Linked DNA regions of Homo sapiens: region 2 is linked to region 1. Evidence: chromatin contacts called from ENCODE Hi-C or POLR2A ChIA-PET data. All regions are on one chromosome and are shown on one strand. Each heading gives the region's core, a stretch centred on a gene start or an enhancer-like site at or near the end of the contact. The rest is flanking DNA. Distances are from core to core; before and after follow the strand shown.

Region 1 (6,492 bases), core at 1,217-3,716:
CGTAAGACTGATATGTAAATATTCCATATACTTTATCTAATCTTGTGGTCTGGCCCTATAAAAGCAATCAGATACATAACCCAAAATAGCTAAGTGCCTCCAAATAGCATACCAAAAATGTGGACCCATCCACTAATCTCTTCAACAAATGCTTCAAGCCCCAAAATAATAGCAAAGTTCTCTTCAAACACAACCAGTTTGTTAAGGGTGCGATAAAACAAGCACTCTCATATAAAATTAATGGGAGTATAAATTAGTACATTTCTACTATAAAGAATTTTGGCAATATGTGTCAGTAATTCCAACTTTTAGGCAACTATCATTAAAAGAGAGACAAATGTGTATAAAGATTTGTATACCCAGTTATTCATTTCAGCCTTATTAACAATAGCAAAAATTTATTATATCCCAAATAACCAGAAATAGGGTAATAGTTAAATAATTACAGAATGTTATGGAACTATTATAAAATGTTTCCACAGACTTTTTAGGGACATAAGAAAATGCTCATGATATAATGTTAAATGAAAAAAGCAAAACAAAAGGAAGTAGAGTATGAACTTGACTGTGTTTAAAAAAATACACACCATATATGCATAGAAAAAAATGATTGGAAAGAAATACACCTAAATGTTATTAGTTATCTCTGGAAAGTAGGATTATGCATAATTTTACTTTATTTACATTCATCCATCATTAATTTTCTAATACTGGTTTTATAGTTATAATTTTTATAATTATTATTAAATATCAACTATCTTTTTTCTTTTTTTTTTTTTTTTGAGATGGAGTCTTGCTCTGTCGCCCAGGCTGGAGTGCAGTGGCGCGATCTCGGCTCACTGCAGGCTCAGCCTCCCAGATTCACGCCATTCTCCTGCCTCAGCCTCCCGAGTAGCTGGGACTACAGGTGCCCGCCACCACGCCCGGCAAATTTTTTTTGTATTTTTAGTAGAGACAGGGTTTCACCGTGTTAGCCAGGATGGTCTCGATCTCCTGACCTCGTGATCCGCCTGCCTCGGCCTCCCAAAGTGCTAGGATTACAGGCGTGAGCCACCGTGCCCGGCCTTACTATCTTTTTTAAATGGCTTAAAAATACAAAACTTACTCCTGCCCTTTTTGAAAACTTGCATTTTTAAAATCATAACCTTGTTCCTGAGTTTTTTTAAAAAAAGAAATTCACAACCGTCAAAACTACCCTTATTTTTAGACAAATTGGGCTAATTTTATAAATGTTTCATTTTTTCATGTATAAAGATTCTTTAAGACAGGAATAACAAAAATAAGGTGTCCTCATGATTTTTTTGATTAATTTTAAATCACAACTTGACAAAAGTTAAAAGTGTGTATCCTACTTTTAGAGCTTTGCAAAGCCTTGACGAGCCCAGCTGTCATAACATGAATGTGGAATGTTTTCCCTGCATGTTACTTAAAAATACAAACCCTCATTTAATATGAATTCAAAAATCAGTAAAATAATATTATTTAAAGAATCTATATCATATCCAAAAAGAGAAACTTCTTAAAACTTGTCTCCCTAAAATAGTGTGCAGCCATGTAAAGGTCAGGGGCCTGGGAATGAGAAGGGATTCGAATCCTGGACTTACCAATAACTTTATTACTTTTGACAAATCATTACCTCTTTGACCATCAGTTTCCTTTTCTGAAACACAAAGGAGTTTGTTATAGGTGACATCTCAGGTTCCTTTAAGTTCTTATTAGACAATGAAAGAAAATACTTGTGCATACTTGTATCTCAAAACATATTGAATTTTTTTAAAGGAGTTGATAAATTTTAATGCAATTTTAGTTAGCTTTCATTATGGACAAGTTTATTCAAAGAAACACTGCTAAATCTATTAATTCTCTCCTGCAAAAGACATTGTAAGAATGCTATTATGTTGTTTGCTTTTAATAATCATCTTTAGATTCTTATATGTCACATTTCACTTTAACATCACATATTCAAACAAAATACAATCTTTAAATGGAAGCTGGCAATTTATTTCCCTGGAGAATTTGAAGAGTACAATAACATTTGACTGATTGAACTTTATTTAGTAAGAATTCTTAGCAAAACTCCCTCCCAGGCACACCCACACAGTACTTCTTTATTTTCTGTGAGCTACAAATCTTTGACTCTCAAAGGCAACTCCAATCTGAAAGTACAAGATAACACTGCTTATCAATTATTTATGCTGCACAGAACATATTTTTAAACTATAGAAGTGAATATCACTATCATTTCACAACAGAAAAGGGATTTTAATACAAAAATATAGAAAGTACATCACAGAAATAAAGAATAGCCCTTCTCAAAAGCTTGTTGCTAACCTTATGAAATATATTTTCTTTTTCCTTTTTTTTTAAGACAGGGTCCCACTGTCACGCAGGCTGAAGTGTACTGGCACAATCTTGGTTCACTGCAACTTCCGCCTCCCAGGCTCGAGCAATCCTCCCACCCCAGCTTCCTGAGCGGCTGGGACCACATATGCACGCCACCATGCCCAGCTAATTTTTTGGTAGAGATGTGGTCTCACGATGTTGCCCAGGCTGGTATCAAACTCCTGAGCTCAAGGGATCCACCTGCCTCAGCCTCCCAAAGTGCTGGGATTACAGGCATGAGCCACCACACCGGTCCTATATTTTCTATCTAAAAGATTTTCCTTATTTTGGCAAGGCACGGTGGCTCACGTCTGTAATCACAGCAGTTTGGAAGGACAAGGCGGGAGGATCACGAGGTCAGGAGTTTGAGACCAGCCTGACCAACGTGGAGAAACCCCATCACTACTAAAAATACACAAATTAGCCGGGTGTGGTGGCACATGCCTGTAATTCCAGCTATTCAGGAGGCTGAGGCAGGAGAATCGCTTGAACCCGGGAGGTGGAGGTTGCAGTGGGCCGAGGTCATGCCACTGCACTACAGCCTGGGCGACACAGAGAGACTCCGTCTAAAAAAAGATTTTCCTTATTTTTATCATTTCAACGTAGATCTGATCTATGATACTTCACAATCTTTTTTTTCTTTCTTTCTTTTTTTTTTTTTTTGAGACAGTCTCGCTCTGTCGCCCAGGCTGGAGTGCAGTGGCGCGATCTCGGCTCACTGCAAGCTCCGCCTCCCGGGTTCATGCCATTCTCCTGCCTCAGGCTCCCAAGTAGCTGGAACTACAGCGCATGCCACCATGCCCCGCTAATTTTTTAGTATTTTTAGTAGAGATGGGGTTTCACTGTGTTAGACAGGATGGTCTCGATCTCCTGACCTCATGATCTGCCCGCCTCGGCCTCCCAAAGTGCTGGGATTACAGGCGTAAGCCACCGCGCCCAGCTCACAATCTTTTAAATTGTTCATTCATTAACTCAACAAATATTTATCGAGCATCTGTTCTACTACAGGAGACACTACAGATTTGGCAAAGATCAAGAACATGTGCTGCCCTTTTAGAACTTACATTCTAAGGAGAGAAAGATGAATAATCAAGTAACAAAAAAGAACAGCATCAAATGATCATAAGTGCTATTCAAAGAATTAAAACCAGCAGATCAATGTAGAGAAAGAAATTTTAAACTTTAAATCATTTCTTCAAAAGCATAAAACCCTCAGTATTCCATGGAAAAATAATATACATACTCAAATTGAACTATGAAAATTTACCAAAAGCAGACAAATTTCCCAATGGAGGAAAAAACACTTTAAAAGTGATCATCCTTCAAAGGGCAATAACAGAATTAAAAGCTTGGATATATAATTCAGTCATGTTTTTCTAAATTATTTTACATAATTGTGGCAGACTTAAAATGGGAACAATATCTTAGAGACAAGAAGTCTATGTTCCCTTCTCTTAAATCTGGGCTAGCCTGGAACTCCTCTGACCAATAGTGTATAGTGAAGGTGATGCTATGCCAGATTCTAAGCTAGCCTTTGAGAGGGCTGCCAGCTCCTGCTTTGGTCTCTTGGAGCTGCCACGTGAGAAGTCCAACTACCCAGCTGAAGAAACCACAGAGAGGATCTCAAACTACACTAAGAGAAGCCCAGTTGAGCCAAGCCTCCAGTTACCCTAAGGCATAAGGTGAGTGAATAAAGATAAGATGGACCCTCCAGACCAGACCTGTTGTCAGCTAAACACCTCCAAGTGATCTTATTCACCATATAGAACAGAATCAACAGGCCAAGCTGTGTCTGAATTCCTAATCCAAAAATCATGACATCTAATAAAGTAGTTATTTTAAGCCACCAAATTTTGGAATAGAAAACCAAACTGTGTGAAAAATACATTTTTTGGCCAGACACAGTGGCTCACGCCTGTAATCCTAACATTTTGGGAGGCTGAGGCGGGAGGATCACTTGAGCTTAGGAGTTCAAGACCAGCCTGGGCAACATAGTGAGACCTCATCTCTATTATATTTTTCTACATTTATATTTTTTTAATTAAAAATACATTTTTTACATTGTAACCCAGTACCCTATACATATAACTGAAACAATGATTCACAGAGCAATACTTACCTCTTAGGTACTCAATGCACAATATTTTTTATTCTATTTCTCGTTTATAAAATACCACTTGTGCAATACTCAAAAAGGCTCATGTAGTCTGGAAAACATTTTAGTCTATACAACTCACTTAACAGGTGCATTCACAAATCCAGACAGAGACCTTAATAGGACTCAGGTGTCCTTATCCCTAATCCAAAGCTCTTTTCCTTGCACCATGCTAAAAGCCAATAGGTATTACAGTTTGTAACCAGAAGTTCCTCACAAGCTCATATAAACACCTCAGAACTGAGTGAAAGCTTAAAAAGCTTCATGGAAGTCATGTAGCAATCAGAAATAGCTAAGAGGAACTGAGACTTTTCCTATTTTAACCATTTCTTTTTTTTTTTTCTTTTTTTTTTTTTTTGAGACGGAGTCTCACTTTGTCACCCAGGCTGGAGTGCAGTGGCGCAATCTTGGCTTATTGCAACTTCCACCTTCCAAGTTCAAGCGATTCTCCTACCTCAGCCTCCTGAGTAGCCAACGTGGGCAGAACACTTGAGGCCAGGAGTTTCAGACCAGCCTGGGTGACATGGCAAAACCTCATCTCTACAAAAAATACCAAAATTAGTTGGGCGTGGTGGCACAAGCCTGTGGTCCCAGCTACTTGGGAGGCTGCGGTGGGAGGATGGCTTGAGCCCGGAGGTGAATGTTACAGTGAGCTAAGATTGTTCAACTGCACTACAGCCTCTGCAACCAAGTAAGACCCCATCTCAAAAAATAGTACTAATAAATTGTTCTTAACTAGAACATTTTAATTAAACACAAGCAAAATTGGTTTGTCTAAAGTTTTGATTAGAAAATACAATCTACTGGCCGGGCATGGTGGCTCACGCCTGTAATCCCAGCAATTTGGGAGGCCGAGGCGGGCAGATCACCTAAGGTTGGAACTTCAAGACCAGCCAGGCCAACACAGTGAAACCCCGTCTCTACTAAAAATACAAAAATTCACTGGGTGTGGTGGCGCATGCCCTTAATCCTAGCTACTTGGGAGGCTGAGTCAGGAGAATCACTTGAACCCAGGAAGTGGAAGTGTACCCAGGAGGCCACTGCACTCCAGCCTGGGCAACAGAGCAACTCTGTCTCAAAGAAACATGAGAAAAAAGAAAATATAATCTACTAAAAATTCCAGTTCAATGAGTTAATCCATTTGCAAACCATACCACTAAGTAGATCCCACAAGAGAATAATTATTTTGGGGGGGATAAAACTACATATGTGTGAATAAGAAAACTTGAGAGACACAAGTCTAGACAAGATTATAAAACACAATTGACAATTGCCACAGAATTTCTTTAAACAGGGTGCTTATCTAGCACATACAGAATTTACTGACAGCTTCTCAATTTCTATCTTCATACATAATATAAACAGCAAGACACATGAGTCAGAGGTCCTGAACGTGAGATGAATGTTTACTACTTAGGGACTCTTAACCTCTCGGGGGTCTGTTTCCTCAGCTAAAGACAGATTGCCTGGTTGTCTTCTTGTGGAGATCAATAAGAAAATGTAAGTGAAAGTACTTGACATTTTCTTCAAATATGTTATTCTTATCTTAAAAAAAATTAAATTTAATTAAAAAAAAAAGCTCCCCAGGAAATTGATGCTTCATTTCTTATTCCAGAGCCTAGAGCAACGGTAAGTTATAAGACTCAGGATCAAATCTCACCTTGGATACTTAGTAGCTGTAACTTACTGTGTTACCTTACTGATACCACCTAGCCTCTCTGGGCTTTAATACCCTCAACTGTACAACCCAAATATTAGACTCTGATTTTAAGTACCTCATCAAGCACTAATAATCTAAAAAGTCTAAAATATGTTCAGAGTTTTCAAAAATCACAAGAAACTGTGAACCACCATTTCAAAGCCACATCTGGCTGATACTGAAATCTGCTGCTTTCACACCCCAACTCGATGTCTTGCAGGAAATCTCAGCTCTAGGAGGGAACATTTCCAACTCT
Region 2 (7,062 bases), core at 2,336-4,835, 690 kb before region 1:
CCCTTCTCTACAACTTTAAATGTACTTCTCAAAAATCATTTTGGGCCAGGCATAGCGGCTCTCACTTGTAATCCCAGAACTTTGGGAGGCCAAGGTGGGTAGATTGCTTGAGCCAAGGAGTTCGAGACCAGCCCGGGCAAAATGGCAAAACCCATGCCTATCAAATATACAAAAATTAGCTGGGCATGGTGGCACACGCCCCTGTAGTTCCAGGACCCTGAGGTGGGAGGAGTGCTTGAGCCTAGGAGGTCAAGGCTGCAGTGAGCCATGATCACACCGCTGCATTCCAGCCTGGGCAACAAAGTGAGACCCTGTCTCAAAAAAAAAAAAAAAAAAATTGCCCATCCAAACTTCTATTGTTAAAAACTCTGAAGCTATTAGTGCCAAATCCATTCTTCAGTTCTTCAACTAGTGAGTAAAGGGACATGAAGTGGAGGCAAGAGTGCACGCCCCCGTTCCTGCTCTCCTGGAAATGACTCAGGATGTACCATGAGACTCAAAACTCAGGCCTCTTGACCCCCGGCCTTCAGCTAGCATTACTCCCATAAACTGTGATTAATTCCTTTCTGGTTATTTTTTCCTTTTTTTTTTTAATTAAGAAATAGAGTCCTGCTCAGTCGCCCAGGCTAGAGTGCAGTGGCACGATCATAGCTCACTTACAGCCTCAAACTTCTGGACTCAGGCAATCCTCCCACCTCAGCCTCCCAAGTAGTTAGGACTACAGTTCTGTGCCATCACACTTGGATAATTTTTAAAAATTTTTTCTAGAGATGGGATCTCACTATGTTGTCCAGGCTGATCTCAAACTCCTGGCCTCAAGTGATCCACCTGCCTTGGCCTCCCAAAGCATTGGGATTATAGATGTGAGCTACCTGCACCTGGCCCTCTTTCCTTTCTAAACAGACTTGATCATGGTTCACCATAGCCCAAAACCTTCAATGATTTGCAACCCCCAATGCAAAATTTGATTTAGGTGACAATACTAAACCCTGTGTGGCAGGCAAAATAATGGGCTCCCCCAAAAATGTCTACTTCCTAATGCCCAGAACCTTACCTGGCAAAATAACCTTGCAGATATGATAAAGTTAAGGACTGTGAGATAAGGGCATTATCTGGATTATCCAAATGGGCTCAATCTAATAATATGCATCCTTTAAAAGCTGAAAAACTGTCCAGGCTGTGGTAAGAGGCAGATGTGACTGTGAAAGAACAGTCAGAGAGATGCAACATTGCTGGCTTTGAAGATGGAGGAAGGGATCATGAGTCAAGGAATATGCGCAGCCTCTAGAAGCTCAAAAAAGCAAGGGAAAAGATTCTCTCCTAGAGCCTCCAGAAAAGAACATTACCTTGCCCTCACCTTCATTTTAACCTAAGAAACCCATGTTGGACTTCTGACCTACCGAACTGTAAGACAATACATTTGTGTTGTGTTAAACCATTAAGTTGCTGTAATTTGTTACAGCAGCAATAGAAAACTAATACACACTGGGTGAAAGGTTACTCACATGCTTTCAAAGTATCATTGCACAGATTACTTGTTAATTACAAAAGGGAAAAGGCGCCTTTATAAACGAAGATCTAGCAGATGCCACCTTAACCAACTGATAAACTAAGCACCACCAGTAATGAGACAAGCTGAAATTATTTATCTCCTGGTATCTCACAAGAAGAAATATACAACATCCCCCATACAGTATTTTTTCTTTTCTTTTTTCTTTTTGAGACAGAGTCTCACTCTGTCACCCAGGCTGGAGCGCAGTGGTGTGACCTTGGCTTACTGCAACCTCCATCTCCTGGATTCAAGCAATCCTTCTACCTCAGTCTCCCAAGTAGCTGGGACTACAGGCACATGCCACCACGCCCAGCTGATTTTTTTGTATTTTCTGTAGAAACGGGGTTTCACCATGTTTCCCAGGCTGGTCTCAAACTTCTGAGCTCAATCAGTCCACCCATCTTAGCCTCCCAAAGTGCTGGGATTATAGGTGTGAGCCACCACTCCCAGACCCCCACACGCTATTCTTGTCAAAAATGTTTACTCTGAATCTAATCATGAGGATACAGTCAGACAAATACTAATTGTGGGACATCCTACAAGACAACTACCCTAGACTCTTCAAAAATGTCAATGTCTTCAGAAGCAAAAAGGAGGGAAAACTGTTCTCTATTAAAGGTGACATGACAGCCAAATGCAATATATGATCTTTGGTTGGATCCTGGATGAAAAGTCAAAAGTTGGCCAGGCGCAGTGGCTCACACCTTTAATCCCAGCACTTTGGGAGGCCTAGGCGGGTAGATCACCTGATGTCAGGAGTTCAAGACCAGCCTGGCCAACCTGGCGAAACCCCATCACTACTAAAAATAAAAAAAGTTAGCCGGGCATGGTGGCACGCACCTGTAGTCCCAGCTGCTCGGGAGGCTGAGGCAAGAGAATTGCTTGAACCTGGGAGGTGGAGGTTGCAGTGAGCTAAGATCATACCACTGCACCCCAGCCTGGGCAACAGAGCGAGACTCCATCTCAAAAAAAGTCAAAAGTTATAAATGAGATTTTGGGGCCATTTGGGGAAATATGGACTGTCAGTTAACACTCATTCCACTGCCGAATTTTTTGCGTAATAGTATAGTATATAAGAGAACATTTTTGATATATTATTAAGTATTTAGGGGTGAAATATAATATTTGTAATTTAGTTTCCAACAGTTTAGTCAAAATTGTGAATATATAAATGTGCTGTATATATACGCACACCCATGTATAAAAACATATACATATACACACATATAGGAAGAGAAAGAATGTGGCAAAATGTTAAAATTGGTGAATCTATGTGAAAGAAATAGAGTGTTTACTGTACTACTCTTTTAATATTTATGAAATACTCTAATTTTATAAATTATAAAGGTTAGGAGAGAAGTATTTTCCTAGCTCCCTCCATGCCTGCCTTTCCCAGGTCTGCTCACACACTGCCAGGAGTCTACCTGGAACAGCTGATGTTCTTCAAACAGCCAATACTCTTCCACTAGCAGATCCTGTTTTCTGCTGCTTTACTCACAACTCAAGGCTCAACAGCTAAAGCTGGGTTTTGTTATAAGACAGAAGTGTTTACAATACTAATTTTGAAAACAAGTTGGTCAAATATCAAATGGGAGTCATCTTTTAATGGCCTTATTACTAGATTTTAATATGTTCTTATGTTTCTCTTTCCCAAGATAATGTTTATGATCTGTTTCTTAAACTTCATCATACCCATAGGGTGGCAAGCATGACAGGGAAACCTTGGACAAAAAGCAGGGCTGGTCACATCAGAAACTACTAACAGAAACAGTCAAGCTCTGCCTCTGGCTCTCAGCCCATGTCACTCTGAACACCCTAGGCAGCCCAGACCAAGGCTCACCTCCTTCCTGCAGGCCTCACTGCTCTCCATATGGCAGCTCACTGACATCAAAGAAGACGGAAGAAATTATCTAAATTCACCAGGCTAGTTCCACTCCTTCCCTTGAATTGTGGAAGAGTCGCTGATATCTCAATTACCTCTCCTGCAATAGTACCTTTTTCCCTGCATGCTAAGATTTTGCAATGCTAAAAAGCAGGGTGAGAAGTGTATACTGGACTAACAGATGGAAGATTAACAACAAAAGACCGACTTGATGGGGGAGACAAAACTACAATGTTTGTATACCTATAATAAAAATACTGAGGAAGAAAAATTGAACTTGTAAGTAAAGTTAGGTTGCTCTTCTGTAACGCCTGTCGAGCTACAGACAGGAAAAGGCCCAGCATGGTTTCTGTGTACGCCTATGCTGTTTCTAATAGAAAGGACAAAATAGAGCCAAAACATCTGTTGACCAGTTAAGTTTGTTAATGAAACCAAATTGCAGCTGGTTTATCACAGATCAAAAGTGAGGCAAATTAGAGAAAGGATGTATGAACAAAGCTGGTTTCTAAAAAATAGTGGCTAAAGAATTCTAAACCCACTTGTCAAATTAACAAAAATCCTTCCTGGATTTTGCTTAGACCAGTGATTAGTATTTACTTTGTATCTTTGCAGAGACCAGCCTCATAGTTTAAATCTAGTATCATTCACTCTAAAATGTTGTCTATATTGCTCATTTTGCAGATTTATCAAAATATCACCTTTCATTAAAAAAAAACAGAAAAAACATACACTCTACATAATATTACACTAATTAAAAGATTCACTTATATAAGGAAAAAGAATATGTAGTTTGCAACTGTTGGAGACTTCTCTGGTAAAGTGCTTCTGCCCCAAGCAGAGGCATATGTACAGTTAGCATTTCACATATCCACTGCCACAACTCCTTCTCTTACATGTACAACTTTCCATCACCACCTGAAGACAGAGAGATAAGCACACCCACTCACAAAAACATACTTCCCTCTTGGCCCTGCTAACTCAAAATGTCACATGCAAATTACATGGCTGACGCATTTGCTAACTTTAATTTGGTGAGCTAATTGATGTTTATGTACTCAGAAACATTAATAGATTGGAGAGATCAAAGTACCTGAGAAGATTCAGGTTCATATTTTAAATGCTAGTGTGATCAGAGAACAGTTTCACCTAATCTACTGTAGTTTAAGGCACAGGGCCAAGAAAAGGAAGTTTATAAACAAAACAAAAAGTCAAGAATTTTACAATTAAAACACATTGCTACTGTCATGATAAAACAATGGGCTGGGCGTGGTGGGGCATGCCTCTAATCCCAGCACTTTGGGAGGCCGAGGTGGGCAGATCACAAGGTCAGGAGTTCGAGACCAGCCTGGCCAATATGGTGAAACCCCCGTCTCTACTAAAAATACAAAAAAATTAGCCAGGAGTGGTGGCACATGCCTGTAATCCCAGCTACTCGGGAGGCCAAGACAGGAGAATTGCTTTAACCTGGGAGGCGGAGGTTGCAGTGAGCCGAGACCATGCCACTACACTCCAGCCTGGGCAAGACAGCAAGACTCCATCTCAAATTAAAAAAAAAAAAAAAAAAAAGGCATTTCTTATATATTAAAAATAAAAGGCTGAGCACGGTGGCTCACGCCTATAACCCCAGTACTTTGGGAGGCCGAGGTGTGTGAACTGCTTGAGCTCAGGCGTTCAAGACCAGCCTGGGCAACGTGGCGAAACCCTATCTCTACAAAAAATACAAAAATTAGCTGGGTGTAGTGGTGTGTGCCTGTAGTCCAAGCTACTTGGGGGGCTGAGGTGGGAGGATGGATCATTTGAGCCTGGGAAGGTCAAGGCTGCAGTGAACCATGATTACACGGCTGCACTCCAGCCTGGGCAACAGAGTAAGACTGTCTCAAAAAAAAGAAAAAAAAAAATTAGCCAGACAAGGTGGTGCACACCTGTAGTCCCAGTTACTCAGGAGGCTGAGGTGGGAGGATCAAGGATCACTTGAGCCCGGGAGGTCGAGGCTGCAGTGAGCCATGATCAAACCACTGCACTCCAGCCTGGGTAACAGAGTGAGACCCTGTCTCAGAAAAAAAAAAAAAAAAAAAAAGATGAAAGAAATAACATACAAAGATAAAACATATAAAAAGAATATAGACCTTCATTTTTGAGAAACATTAAAACGTACATTTGTTAAATAATGTTTGAAGAGAAAGGATGAATAAAATATTTGTCATTTAAGACAAAATCAGAATAAACCAGCAAATAGTACTTAACTGTTAAATAACTTCAAAGCTACAGAATATAGATTTTCTTAGCACTGAAAGTATCACAAATGTAGCTGGGAATACAAGAGTAACTCCTGAAAGCTGCTGATCATTCAGGACAGGATCATGTGTTACATACAGTAAAGGTATCACAACTATCAAATCTATCTAAGATCCAAAGAGTTAAAAGAATGTTTAACATTCATTTGAACAACCAAAAATCCTCTTGACATAATGTTTCTACTTTACCTGAAGCCCATTTCATTAGAAGTCTAGACAAGTCCCATCTTGATAAAAGCTCAAAAGTGGAACACGCTGTCATGCCTCAGAGTACAATAGAAAGACTCATTCACCCTTCATTTTATCTTTCCCTTGACCCAACTAACTAGTTTGAGACAATTCATGTGCTCTCTCAACAATGTCTCAACAACTGGTACTACCTGCTCACAAAAGCAGTCCTCAGACACTGCTATTGTGAAGAACTTCTGAAGCTTAATTATAAGAAGAACATGAACTGCAATTTTTTTCCTTCCATGACCCTGGAACAGCAAGTATTTGATCCACCTCGTCTTTCACATTACAATAGGTTTCTGTCTGACTTTAGTGATTCTAAAACTGACTTTATCCATACCAATTCCAAAATGCAGGTTATTTTGAAGAGCATATTTTACAATATTTAGAGATTTATTCGATTTTCAGTTAAATACACATAATCAAGCACTCTTCAAGAAAGATGACATCTGCAACACAAAGGATACCAATTCAAAGGAAAACTAAGAAGGTCAACAGAGAGGAGGACATTCAGGCTCTATAATTAGCAGATAAAAAATATACACATTTCTGCCAAAAAAGATCCAGAGTTGCCTGAGACTATGAACAATTCCCCTAGGGCTGAGAGACTTCTGGAAGCCTGCCACATCAAAGAACAATATGGACTAATGAATAGTCCTTCATAAAGTACAGGCTATTGGAAAAGTCCCAGAACAGATGAGGAGGGTCTGCTCTAGGGCAGGGTTAAGGGGACTGAAGAGGAGAAAACAGAATGGAGAAAACAGAAGAAAAGAAAATCTAAAAATAAACTTATCTAATTCATGTGTGTAAACAACTCAAGCAACTGCTGTAGGATGTACATTTATCTTCTATTTGTAGAAATATTTCATATTAATAACAGTGCCAAAAACCCTAACAACGTATCTCTCTAAAAGGGGCAGGAGAAATAGAATAAACAACTGAATAAGCCAAGACCACACATAACAAGGGTCCTACGTTTGTCTTTCAACCCCATTTCTGATCATCTGAACTCCTTTTAAAAATCATTTTGTGGCCAGACACAGTGGCTCATGCCTGTAATCCCAGCACTTTGGGAGGCCGAGGCAGGTGGATCACTAGGTCAA

What was found. Hi-C counts contacts between places; a loop is a spot of excess contacts on that map. ChIA-PET counts read pairs that join two places held with the same protein, here RNA polymerase II (POLR2A). Pooled maps may share reads with other maps.
Region 2: a loop to region 1 is called in a map with no recorded cell type, with 2.6 times the contacts of the local background. The contact joins two enhancer-like sites. A Hi-C loop is called at or near these places in 1 of 37 single-sample maps with no recorded cell type and 1 of 50 pooled maps. POLR2A ChIA-PET finds 5 or more read pairs at or near these places in 3 of 52 experiments (GM12878, PC-3 and activated CD4-positive, alpha-beta T cell).

What each region holds. Positions count from the first base shown.
Region 1 is chr10:74,165,090-74,171,581 of GRCh38, reverse strand. The region is part of intron 1 of ADK (adenosine kinase); the gene reads right to left. Among named protein-coding and RNA genes, the nearest start is that of ADK, 17 kb to the right of the region's middle. RefSeq lists an enhancer at 3,867-3,986. Within about 2 kb of position 2,466, at least 10 of the 41 ENCODE cell types and tissues checked have a DNase peak (open chromatin) inside an H3K27ac peak, as active enhancers do.
Region 2 is chr10:74,851,559-74,858,620 of GRCh38, reverse strand. The region is part of intron 3 of KAT6B (lysine acetyltransferase 6B); the gene reads right to left. Among named protein-coding and RNA genes, the nearest start is that of KAT6B, 28 kb to the right of the region's middle. RefSeq lists a silencer at 2,341-2,551. Within about 2 kb of position 3,585, at least 9 of the 41 ENCODE cell types and tissues checked have a DNase peak (open chromatin) inside an H3K27ac peak, as active enhancers do.